Regions from separate parts of the Homo sapiens genome. Here region 2 is linked to region 1. Evidence: chromatin contacts called from ENCODE Hi-C or POLR2A ChIA-PET data. All regions are on one chromosome and are shown on one strand. The core of a region is the stretch at or near the end of the contact, and the rest is flanking DNA. Distances in the headings are between cores, read along the strand shown. Region 1 overlaps SRGAP1 (SLIT-ROBO Rho GTPase activating protein 1). Region 2 overlaps SRGAP1 (SLIT-ROBO Rho GTPase activating protein 1).

Region 1 (5,547 bases), core at 800-3,299:
TGTTTTCTTTCTGGATCCAGTGCGAGTCATCCTCCCAGCTGTGGCCTCACCCTCGGCTGAGTGGGCTTTCCTCCTGAACATCCTCTGGCTCCAGAAAGCCAGGAGCTTCCCACTCATGGCTGGAATTGAGCAGAAAGCCAGGTGCCAGCTGCCTAAGGGAAAGGAGGAAGTTGTAAGCTGGGAAATGTGACCTTTTCTTGGCTTTTGATTCTTGGTTTTTCTCAACCAATTTTAGGAGTGGGGTAATTTATCCATCTTTCAATGTTATTTCAAGAAATGGATAAAATGAAATCAAAGATCCTTATTACAGTGCAGGAACACCAGGTGGTAATTATCTGTCAGTGGGCAACCCAAGCTAATAGGCAGAGTTGCTCTGGGATTGTGTATGACATATTATGAAACCGATAATCATTGGCAAAGTAAAGCATTGCTGTTTACTTCAGTGGGGGCTTTTTGACACTATACAAAGGAAGGTGAAAATAATGATACCATGAATTAATTATTAGCCACAATCAAGATCCATGCATCTAAAAATACAGTGTCCCTTTTAAGTCCGAGTTCCCAGCAAGAGTCTAGAGCTGACTTCAATCACTTAGGCTTCATAAGAATCAACTTTTTACTCTTAATAAAGAAATCTCCGTACAGTCCCTCCACCCCCCATCTGAATCAACAAGTCCTATTGATCTGCCCTCAAAAAAAACATCTCACTACTCATCCCTCCTTCCCCATCCCCATCACCTTGGTTTCTCACTGGGGATAGTTAGAGTGTCTTAAATGGACTCTACTTCTAGATTTTGCCTTCTTTTCCCAACCCCTACCCCCTGGCCCTGCATTCTCACACTGCAGCTAGAGTTAAAAAAAAAAAAAAAACTGGGTTGCTTGCTTTCTCCCCTTTTTAAAACCTATTTCAATATAAAAGCAAACTCCCCAAGGTGGGCTTATTGCTTGGTCTCCATTAGTTTGAGACCAGCCTGGGCAACATGGCAAAACCCCATCTCTACTAAAAATAAAAAATTAGCCAGGCATGGTGGCATGCACCTGGATTCCCAGCTTCTTGGGAGGCTGAAGCAGGAGGATCACTTGAGTCTGGCAGGCAGAGATTGCAGTGAGCCAAGATCGTGCCACTGCACTCCAGCCTCGGTGACAGAGCAAGACTCTGTCTCAAAAAAAAATAAAAAAATAAAAAAGCTAACTCCATGGCATGGCCAATTCATATAATTGAATTATTCCTCTCTCTGATCTCTGCTACTGCTGCACAGCCCTCTCCTGCTACCCTACCATATTTACTGTATATTTCAGCAGTAGCAGACTGTACATATGCTGGGCCATTTCCCACCTCCATCCACTTGCCTATGCTGTTTCCTCAGCTGTCCATGATAACCATTCAACATCTGCTGTGAAGGCTTTGCCAAATTGGCATTCCTCCCACAACTCTGTCCTCCCCACCACTCCAACCAGGATTAATCACTTTCTCCTCTCCCATTATTCTATTGGGTACGTATGTCCAGAATTTTTCTGATCTCCCCGCATTATAATTTTTTTAACCCCTCTGTCTCCTACTACTAGAAAATGAGTTTAGGCAGTAGGTTAAGAATAGAGGCTCTGGATTCAAAGAGCCTACTTCAGATCCTAGCTCTGTCACATACTCATCAGCTGTGTGACCTTAGTCAGGTTTCTTAAGCTCTCTGCATCTCAGTTTCCTCACCTATAAAATAGGGGGAACATTAATCCTTACATCATAGGGTTGTGAGAATTTAGTGAGTTAATATGTGTAAAATGCCAAGAAGAGTGCCTGGCACAGAATATGCTCAATGGAGTGCCCACAGTTAGCTCCACAGGCTTGTGGAGTAGTTTTGCAGCCCTAACATTTGTCCACTCCCGAAGGTTAGGAATTAGTTAATTCCTGGAGCATGTTAAGTTAAATAGAATTTATAGATGAAATGAATTGAAAAGTCAAGATTCCACCACGAGTTCTTTGTCTGGCATCAGTGCCTAGAGTCTTGGCTCCAGTTGGGTATGAATTTCCCGGTCATAATCCTCCCCAGTCTGATGTCCCATTGGAATTTAGAAGTACAGCTGCACGTCCATTCCACGGCCCTTGCGTAGCCTGAGTCATCACAATGAACCTCTGACCCAGCTGGAAAGAAATGAAAAGGAGGTGTTTCACTTCTGGAATTCTCCTTTGGCCATGTCCAAAGATTTCCCTCACATCCTAGCCAAAAAGCTTAAGTCTGGAAAAATAACAAGTGCTGTACAATGCTTAGTGGTTTTCTAGGTCCATACATCATGTCAGCTGTAACATGTACATGTACCAATTGGATAAAGAGTGTTGGGCCACATTGTCAGTTACCATTATAGAATCATTTCACACTTTTATTGGATGAAAAATATCATTTCATAGTGGTTTTTAATAACTGAGGCCATAGAGTCAGAAAGATCTAGGTTCAAATCCTAGCTTTACCACTTTCCAACTTTGTATAAACTTGGGCAAAGATTAATACTTAATCTTATTAAATAGCTGTTTCTTCACCTACTTCATAGAGTCTATGTGAAGAATAAATGAGACAGTCCATGTAAAGGGTTTCACATCATGCCTGGCACATAGTAACCCTCAGTAAGTGTTGCAAGCTGTCATCATTACTACTATTACAATTACTCTGACTATAAACTGTGGTCACATATGCCAATACCTGGGTTGGCCACTTATCAATCTGTCTGTTCTGCTAAGTATGTGTTTCTTTGGCATAATTAACTCACGTGAATTTAGAAATATTTGTGTTATCCTCAAGTTACATTGTTTCCAGCATGATTTTTCCCAGCACATTAAATACCTTGTAGCAATCAATGTCAAGCTTTCTCACAATTAGAGTCATATTTAGCAAATATGTAAACTACAAGGAAAAAATCTATGGAGATATCTCATGTAAGGGTACCTACAGTGCTCAAGTGCAAGTGAAGAAGCTACAATGACATTCCCTCCTGTATTAAAACAATGGATTAATCAAAATCAATGGATTCATAATCCTTGGATTTTAATAGGATTGTTAATGTTTTCATTAGTGCAGTAGTTACAAAGTTTCATAAATGTTGAGTAGTCTGCCCCAATCCTATTTTTCCCCATAAGTCTTGTTACTTTTAGTGCAAAGTTTTACAGAATGGCAGGTGTTTCAAAAACATACATATTGACACTAACAACCTCTTTATAGAACAACCCCTTTTCCTCCAACATGTAACCTCTTAAGAAAGAGAGGATTCTTGGATGTTATTATCTCTAAGCAAGCATTTTTTTCTTACCAATGTGACCATAATGCATTTTTCCTGGATTTTCCTGCATTTTTCCTGGATTTTCAATAAATCCTTTGAGTAGCATAATACATCTTTTATCATTGTATCCCCTTATCAATATTGCAGACTTTTGACGATTTGAACCAAGTTGATTAATAGTCTACAATGTATAAAACTGTCTAGGGATTCAGAGACTTGATTCTTGCATTTAAGAGGCTTAAAATGTAGTAGGAAAGGTAAGATATTTACAAATAAATGCAGGCTAAGTTAATATATGATAGAAACAAAGATTTTGAAATTTTAGAGGAAAGAGAGATCTGAGTGATAGATTGTTTTTACCCCTGTCATCTTGTAGCATTGCTGTAATTGGGTTTGATTTTCCCCATTAAAGTAATTTCACATGACAGTTATTTTGTATAGAAAAACTTCCCTTTTCATCTTTTCTAAGAGTTTGCATAAGGCACTGTAGCACCCACTACTTTTCGCTTCCGTATTTTTGGATTGTTTGGGGAAAGGGGTGTGTGTGTGTGTGTGTGTGTGTGTGTGTGTGTGTGTGTGTGATGAGTAGTTATCCAGCCATGTTTATGCTTTATGACCCTGAGTGACCACGTTCTTTGGAAGCTTACAAATATATGTAGTCAAAGGAAATTTATCTTAGCATTCTTTTTTTAAAAATATGCACTATTTGTTCCCCAATTTATTGTACATTTCTTTTTAAAGATTATTTATCTGGATGAAGACATAGTAAAACCAAATGCAACATAAATTTGAAGTGGCAAACTTGGTAGTTTCTCAGTTTCTCACCCAAGAGTTATTTTGTTTTGTTTTGTTTTGTTTTAACCATCCACTTTGTGAGTGGTTTTGTCAATGCTCCAGGTCATACCCACAAAGTCTGGGCAGCTTGTAGAATATCCCTGCATCATGGCTCTGAGATTTCCTAGGGCATAAGTTCAAGTGACTTGCCCTAGAAAAGCCACTCAAGTAATTCATGTTTTTTTTTCTGACTGCCTTAAGGCTGTGAGCCCAGATGAAACTTTTTCATTCCATTTTACATTAGGTGTTATTATTTAGGTGACTACTTGGATATGAGGAAACGGTTTCTTAAGGGAGAATTTTTCTTCCTATCACAAAACCAACATGTAGTTATTGTAGAGTACCTGAAAAATGCACAAAAGCACATAGAACAAAATATTGTCAACCAAAATTCCATAATTCCACTACCCAAAGAGAATCACTGGCATGTACACATTTTGTTTACAACAAACAACAACAAATACTATGTTTCATGTTAATATACAACATAACCACAATACCATTATCATACCCTTAAAACCAACAATAATTCCTTAAATCATCGAATGAGTAGTCAATGCTTTATTTATTAGGTTGGTGCAAAAGTTATTGCGGCTTTTGCCATTACTTTTAGTGGCAAAAAACACGATTAGTTTTGCACCAACCTAATGTTATGCAATTAACATGTTATCACTGTAGAAAAATTATAAACTAAGAACAAATCGTAATTTCTCTACACAGAGATAGTGATAACGTTTTTAGTATCTTTCCAGAGTTTTTCTACAGTACCTATGTACTTTGTAAAGCAGCTTTATTGAGATATAATTCTCATACTCTACAATTCATCCATTAAAGAGTACAGGCCAGTGGTTTTTAGTATAGTCACAGAATTATGCAACCATCACCACAATCAATTATAGTACATTTTTATTACCCCCAAAAGAAACCCCAGTTAGCAAACATTGGCAATTACTCCCCGTTTACTCATAACCACCACCACCCCCGGCCCTAGGCAATCACTAATCTACTTTCCGTCTCTATAGATTTGCCTGTTCTGGCCGTTTCATATGAATAGAATTATACAGTATGTTGTCCTTTGTGATTGGCTTTCACTTAGCATAATGTTTTCAAGGATCATCCATGTTACAGTAGGTATCAGTACTTCATTCTTTTTGATTGCCAAAAAATCCATTTTGTGGGTACACACTCCTATGTACTTTTCATAAAAATTATATCGTACCAAGTGACCACTAATGGATAAGAGGTTTGTTTTTGAAGTGATGAAAATGCTCTAAAATGATTGAGGTGATCTTGTACAACTCTGAGTGTACTAAAAATCATTGTTAAACTGTGTAAATGGGTAAATTATATGGTATATTAGTTATATCTCAATAAAGCTGTTGTTAAAAAAATTGTTTTTGAGACAGGCTCTCACTCTGTTGTCCAGGCTGGATTGCAGTGGCGTGATCA
Region 2 (5,547 bases), core at 1,998-4,497, 61 kb after region 1:
AAAAAATGATCAGGATTCAATAAATTCTGGATAGAAAAAAGAATAAAATGTCTTTAAAAATTTATATTTCAAGTGTGTGGGGGCAATAAAGAGGCCAGATAATAGTAGTTAAATGTGGGGCTCTGTAGGCAATAGATCTAGGTCAGATACTGGCTCAATTGTTAGCTGTGTGATTTCACAAGAGATAACTGATGCTAGCTGCTGTAACAAACAACCCCCCAAACTCAGTAACACAATCAAGCTGAATTTCTCCTTCACATCACAACTTGGTGTGGATCGGGCAGGTGACTCAGGGTTCTGGGCTCCTTCCATTTTTTTTGTTGCTGCCACCTTAGTACGTGGCCACCATGAAGAGGAAGAGAAAGCACTTGCAATGATGTGAGGTTTTCTGTCTTGGTATGGAGGAGACATGAATCACTACTGTACATGTCCAAGTCACATGGCAAGGGAGGCCAGGAAATGTCATCTTCCTATAATGCAAGAAAAAGAACCCAGGGCCGGGCACAGTGGCTCACGCCTATAATCCCCACAATTTGGGAGGCTGAGGCAAGAGGATTGCTTGAGCCCAGAGCAATTAAACACTGCCTGGTGCATAGTTAGTGCTCAAGAATTGTGCTATAATCAATGTTACTAAATTATCTAGGATTAGATGTTTCTAAATTAAAACTATTTCCTGCTTTGTATTTGTCCTTTATTCCAAAAACTTAAAAATTTCTCATTTCTGGTTTGTCAGGGATGAAATACTAAAGCAACTTCATGGATTGTGATTTCAAGTATATGAAAAGTTTAAGACCCAATTGCTTTTGAAGGAGATTCATCTAGAAAAACCAGGGATTCAAACCCAACACATCGGGTGCTAAAGTCTACCCTCTTAGTTGACATAGAATTAAATTAAAATCAGTATTGATTGGATTATGCTTTGATAAAAATGTAACTTCATTTAAGTCTAGTAAATAATTAGGATTATGAGGTCAGGAGTTTGAGACCAGCCTGGCCAATATGGTGAAACCCCGTCTCTACTAATGATACGAAAATTAGCCGGGCATGGTGGCGTGCACCTGTAGTCCCAGCTACTCGGGAGGCTGAGGCAGAAGTATCACTTGAACCCGGGAGGTGGACGTTGCAGTGAGCCAAGATCGCACCACTGCACTCCAGCCTGGGTGACAGGGTGAGACTCCATCTTAAGAAGAAAAAAAAAGCAATTACTTTTGCACCAACCTAATAAAAATGAAAAATCCCAATGAAAATGCATGAATATCATGTGCCTTGACAACTTACGGAGCATTTGGAACATGTCAAACAGTAATCAGAGGTCAGGTTGAGGAAAAAATGATAAGAACCCTCTCTGCCCCACCATTCACATCATTCAGTGGATCTATGTACTAAATCTAGCCAGTGGGTTGTGAGCAAAAATGATCTGTGTCACTTGTGGGTTAAAATATAAAAGAGTGCTAGGCACACTGGCTCGCACCTGTAATCCCAGCACTTTGGGAGGCTAAGTGGGAGGATCGCTTGAGCCTAGGAGTTCAAGACCAGCCTGGGCAACATAGCAAGACCCCATCCCTACAAAACAGTTTTTTAAAAAACTAGCTGTAGGGCAGGCACGGTGGTTCACACCTGTAATCCCAGAACTTTAGAAGGCCGAGGTGGGTGGATCACTTGAGGTCAGGAGTTCAGGACCAACCTGACCAACATGGTGAAACCCCATCTCTACTAAAAATACAAAATTAGCCAGGCGTGGTGGCGCATGCCTGTAATCCCAGCTACTCAGGAGGCTGAGGCAGGAGACTTGCTTTAACCCAGGAAGCGGAGGTTGCAGTGAGCCAAGATTGCACCATTGCACTCCAACCTGGGCAACAAAAGTGAAACTCCATCTCAACAAACAAACAAACAAACAAACAGTAGCTGGTTGTGGTGGTGTGTGACTGTGATCCCAGCTACTTGGGAGGCTGAAGTGAAAGGATCGCTTGAGCCTGGGAGGTAGACGCTGCAGTGAGCTGAGATCATACCTCTGCACTTCAGCCTGGGTGACAGAGTGAGATCCTGTCTCAAAAAATAATAACAATAACGTATGAGAGAGGATTCAAGCTTTCCAAGCAGTCTCTTCCCCTGCCATGGCACTCATAGAAGCCTCCCGTTAAGATGGCAGAGCTGTAATGCTAGAAAAGCACAGACTGTTAAGTCACTGCATGGAGGATGGTCATCCTGGAGAATTGTTTGGACTCGAGTGGACTCTACAACAGCAGGAAATAAACTACTGTTATATCAAGCTACTGACATTGAGAATTAGGTTGCATAGTTATGCCACAGCATAATGTAGCCTTTCCTGATGCATACAATTACTTTTCCTTTCTTTTTTCTTTTCCCTGGAGTTCATAATTACCTTTGTTTCATTTGCTTAGCTTTCTATTTACATAAATAGGTAAAAATTCCTTCTCAAAAATCTTTTACAGAAGTGTTCTCAAACTCAATGCATTGAAACATGCTATAGTTTATAAATCTTGGATCCATCACTTAAAGAGGCATTTGACCTGTTTCAGTATGGATAAGTTGTTCTCTAAGTCTACTGCATAGCTGAGAGCCTAAGATCTCTGGGGACTCACTCCACTTTTCTCTTGAGTTGGTTCCACTATTTCCTGGAACCTCATACAGCCATCTCAGCTAGTCATGACTGACCTAGATTTAACACAGTATATCCTTAATCAGCTTCCTGATTGAGAGTGTATTTTGAGACATTCCATGTCTAGAAAGTGTCTTTATCTCACATGTAATTGTGATAGTCTGGCTGAGTATAAAATCTTACTTAGGATGTTAACTTAAAATCAATGTGGTCAAGGAAAGGAGGAAAAATATGTCCTCCTAGTAATTCCCAGTGTAAGTGGAAATGACCCAGCCCTAGATTTACTTGGCTTTAGTTTCCATCACCATAGATTTCTCAATCAAAAGGCAAATATATCTCATATGTCGGAAGATTAATGTATGAATAATCAGTACCACTGGCATATGGCTACTCTCCTATTTTCCTTACCCCTTTGTCTTCACAAGGAAGCCCAGACTCTGTTTGCCAGTGGCTGGGTCCTGGGGCCGATAACTTCAAGCTAAACATTCAATATCAGTATGGTAGGTGAGGAAGATTTTCTCAGAGTGGCTCATTATCTGGAAAGTGTAAGAATGAGGTGGCAGAAAGAGGTAGAAACAGCATGAAAAGGCAGAGCCAAGGAGAGATCGACAAACAAGAAGGATTGTGCCCATATTTCTCTATTCTCTCTAGCATTATGAATCATTTCCCCTCAGGATTTTGGAGATGTTGCATCAGTGTTGCTACCGAACATTCCAAAGCCATTCTAATTCTGTTACTTTGTATGTTCTTTTTTTTCCCTATACATAATTTACTATTGCATGTTTTTCTCAGGGTTTCTGAAATTTCAGAATATCCTGATGTGGATCTATTTTGATTCATTGTACTGAAGACCATTTCAGCCCATCTTACACTTTGATTCTGGAAAGTCTTCTTTTCCCTGGAGCTTATAATTACTTTTATTTCATTTGCTTAGCTTTCTATGTACATAAGTAGATAAAAATTAATTCATTCTCAAAATCTTCCACAGAAATGCTTTCAAACTCAATGCATTAAAAACATGCTATAGTTTATAAACCTTCTTGGATCTATCAAGGAAGATTTATTTGATTATTTTATCTCCTCCATTCCATCTGTTTTCTTATAATTCCTAATATTTGGAGGTTGGACCTCATGAACTGATCCTATAATTTTACTAATTTTCCTCCAGTTTTTCATCTATTTGACTTTTTGCTCTATTTTCAGGGAAATATCCTCAACTTTATCTGCTAACTCTTCTGTTAAGTACTTTATTTCTGCTCTCATGCTTTTAATTTCCAAAAGCTCTTTTTGTGAGCTGGCTGTTCATTTTTTTATAGAATCCTGTCCTTATTTGACAGGTCCTATATATTTTTTTATTTTGAGATTATTAGTGATAGTTCTTCTAAGTTTTCTTCTCTCTGCACACTGTATTTCCTCTAAGTTGCTTTTTTAAATTTTTGACCTGTGTTTGCTTTGCTTTCGTTTATGTTACAGGCTTTCCTAAAATTCCTGGTGATCCTTGGCTATCTGCTCGAATTTAAAAACAAGCACTAAAGAAGGGCACTAAAAAACAGATTGTCATAGCAGTATTATCCATAATAGCCAAATGATAGAAGCAATGCAAATGTCCATCAACAGAGGGACAAATGAATAAGCAAATGTGGTATATTGATACAATGGAATACTATTCTGTAATGAAGATGGGAAAGAACGGAGTACTGATACACGCTACAACATGGGTAAACTGAAAACATTATTACGTGAAATAAGCCAGTCATAAACCACATATTGTGTATATTTTATCCATAAGAAATGTTCAGAATAGGCAAATCTATAAAAATACAAAGTAGATTTGTAGTTGCTGAGGGCTGGGAAAAGGGTTTGGGGAGAGAAATGACTGCTAATGGGAGTATGGGATGTTCTTTTGGGGCTGATAAAATGTTCCAAAATTCATTGTGTGATAACTACACATCTGTAAATATACTAAAAACCACTGAATTGTATCCAATAAAGTACTAAATTGTATGATATATGAATTATACCTCAATAATGCTCATTACCCTCCCCCTACCCCATTAGGTACCGGGCTGCACAGCAGGGGGTAAGTGACCATTACCGCCTGAGTTCTGCCTCCTGTCAGATCAGCCAAGGCTGATTCTCATGGGAGGGTGAACCCTACTGTGAACTGCACAATTGAGGGATCTAGGTTGTGCGCTCCTTATGACAATCTAATCCCCCTAAATCCCACTATCATCTGTGGAAAAATTGTCTTCCACAAAACCGGTCTCTGGTGCCAAAAAGGTTGGGAACTACTGCTCTAGAAAGTAAATCTCCAAGTCTCCTGGTAGAGCAATAAGGAGTATATTTGCCTGGCCACATGGAGTTGGAAAATATATTGAGACTTAACTGCTTCTTATAGCTACAAATATCCCTGTTTCAGCCTCACCTCACAGAAATATCAAGTGGGATCAATTTCTGAAACTTTGAGAAGTTTCCTTAATGCAAGTCAGGTTTCCAGTTTGGGATTCAACTTTCTTCAGATGCTAAATTAATTATTCTTTGCAATCTCTTTTGTAGCTTCCAAAGCTTTGTAACTGTTGTACCTCTCTTATTTTCTTTAACCTGTGTGCTTATATCTTCTTTTAAATGCCCCTAATTGTCCTTAAGAGAGGTGTTTGGAGGCTGTAAAGATAAATGTCTGTCTTGAAATCACCACCTTTAAACACAAGCTCCTCCTTTAGCTTCTTAACAAATCCTTTCTGCTTAAAATCAATTGGAGTGGGTTTCTGATGCTTGCAACTGAAAGTGCTGACTGATACAAGTTGTTAGGAACAATTTTCTTCCTAGTAAAGGTAAAATAGTTATTCTTGGCTGGGTGACGTGGCTCACGCCTGTAATCCCAGCACTTTGGGAGGCTGAGGCGGGTGGATCACGAAGTCAGGAGATTG

What was found. Hi-C counts contacts between places; a loop is a spot of excess contacts on that map. ChIA-PET counts read pairs that join two places held with the same protein, here RNA polymerase II (POLR2A).
Region 2: a loop to region 1 is called in a map of endothelial cell of umbilical vein, with 2.4 times the contacts of the local background. The contact joins two enhancer-like sites. A Hi-C loop is called at or near these places in 5 of 168 maps with a recorded cell type or tissue (Caco-2, Right ventricle myocardium inferior, endothelial cell of umbilical vein and 2 more). POLR2A ChIA-PET finds 5 or more read pairs at or near these places in 4 of 52 experiments (MCF 10A, PC-9, Panc1 and 1 more).

Annotation. Positions count from the first base shown.
Region 1 is chr12:64,097,507-64,103,053 of GRCh38, forward strand. The region is part of intron 15 of SRGAP1 (SLIT-ROBO Rho GTPase activating protein 1); the gene reads left to right. LOC105369798 (a long non-coding RNA gene) reads right to left here. Exons shown (of 2, transcript XR_945018.2): 2 at 1,914-2,137. Among named protein-coding and RNA genes, the nearest start is that of KICS2, 120 kb to the right of the region's middle. Within about 2 kb of position 2,050, at least 7 of the 41 ENCODE cell types and tissues checked have a DNase peak (open chromatin) inside an H3K27ac peak, as active enhancers do.
Region 2 is chr12:64,157,589-64,163,135 of GRCh38, forward strand. SRGAP1 (SLIT-ROBO Rho GTPase activating protein 1) reads left to right here. Exons shown (of 22, transcript NM_020762.4): 22 at 1-4,629. Among named protein-coding and RNA genes, the nearest start is that of KICS2, 62 kb to the right of the region's middle. Within about 2 kb of position 3,248, at least 3 of the 41 ENCODE cell types and tissues checked have a DNase peak (open chromatin) inside an H3K27ac peak, as active enhancers do.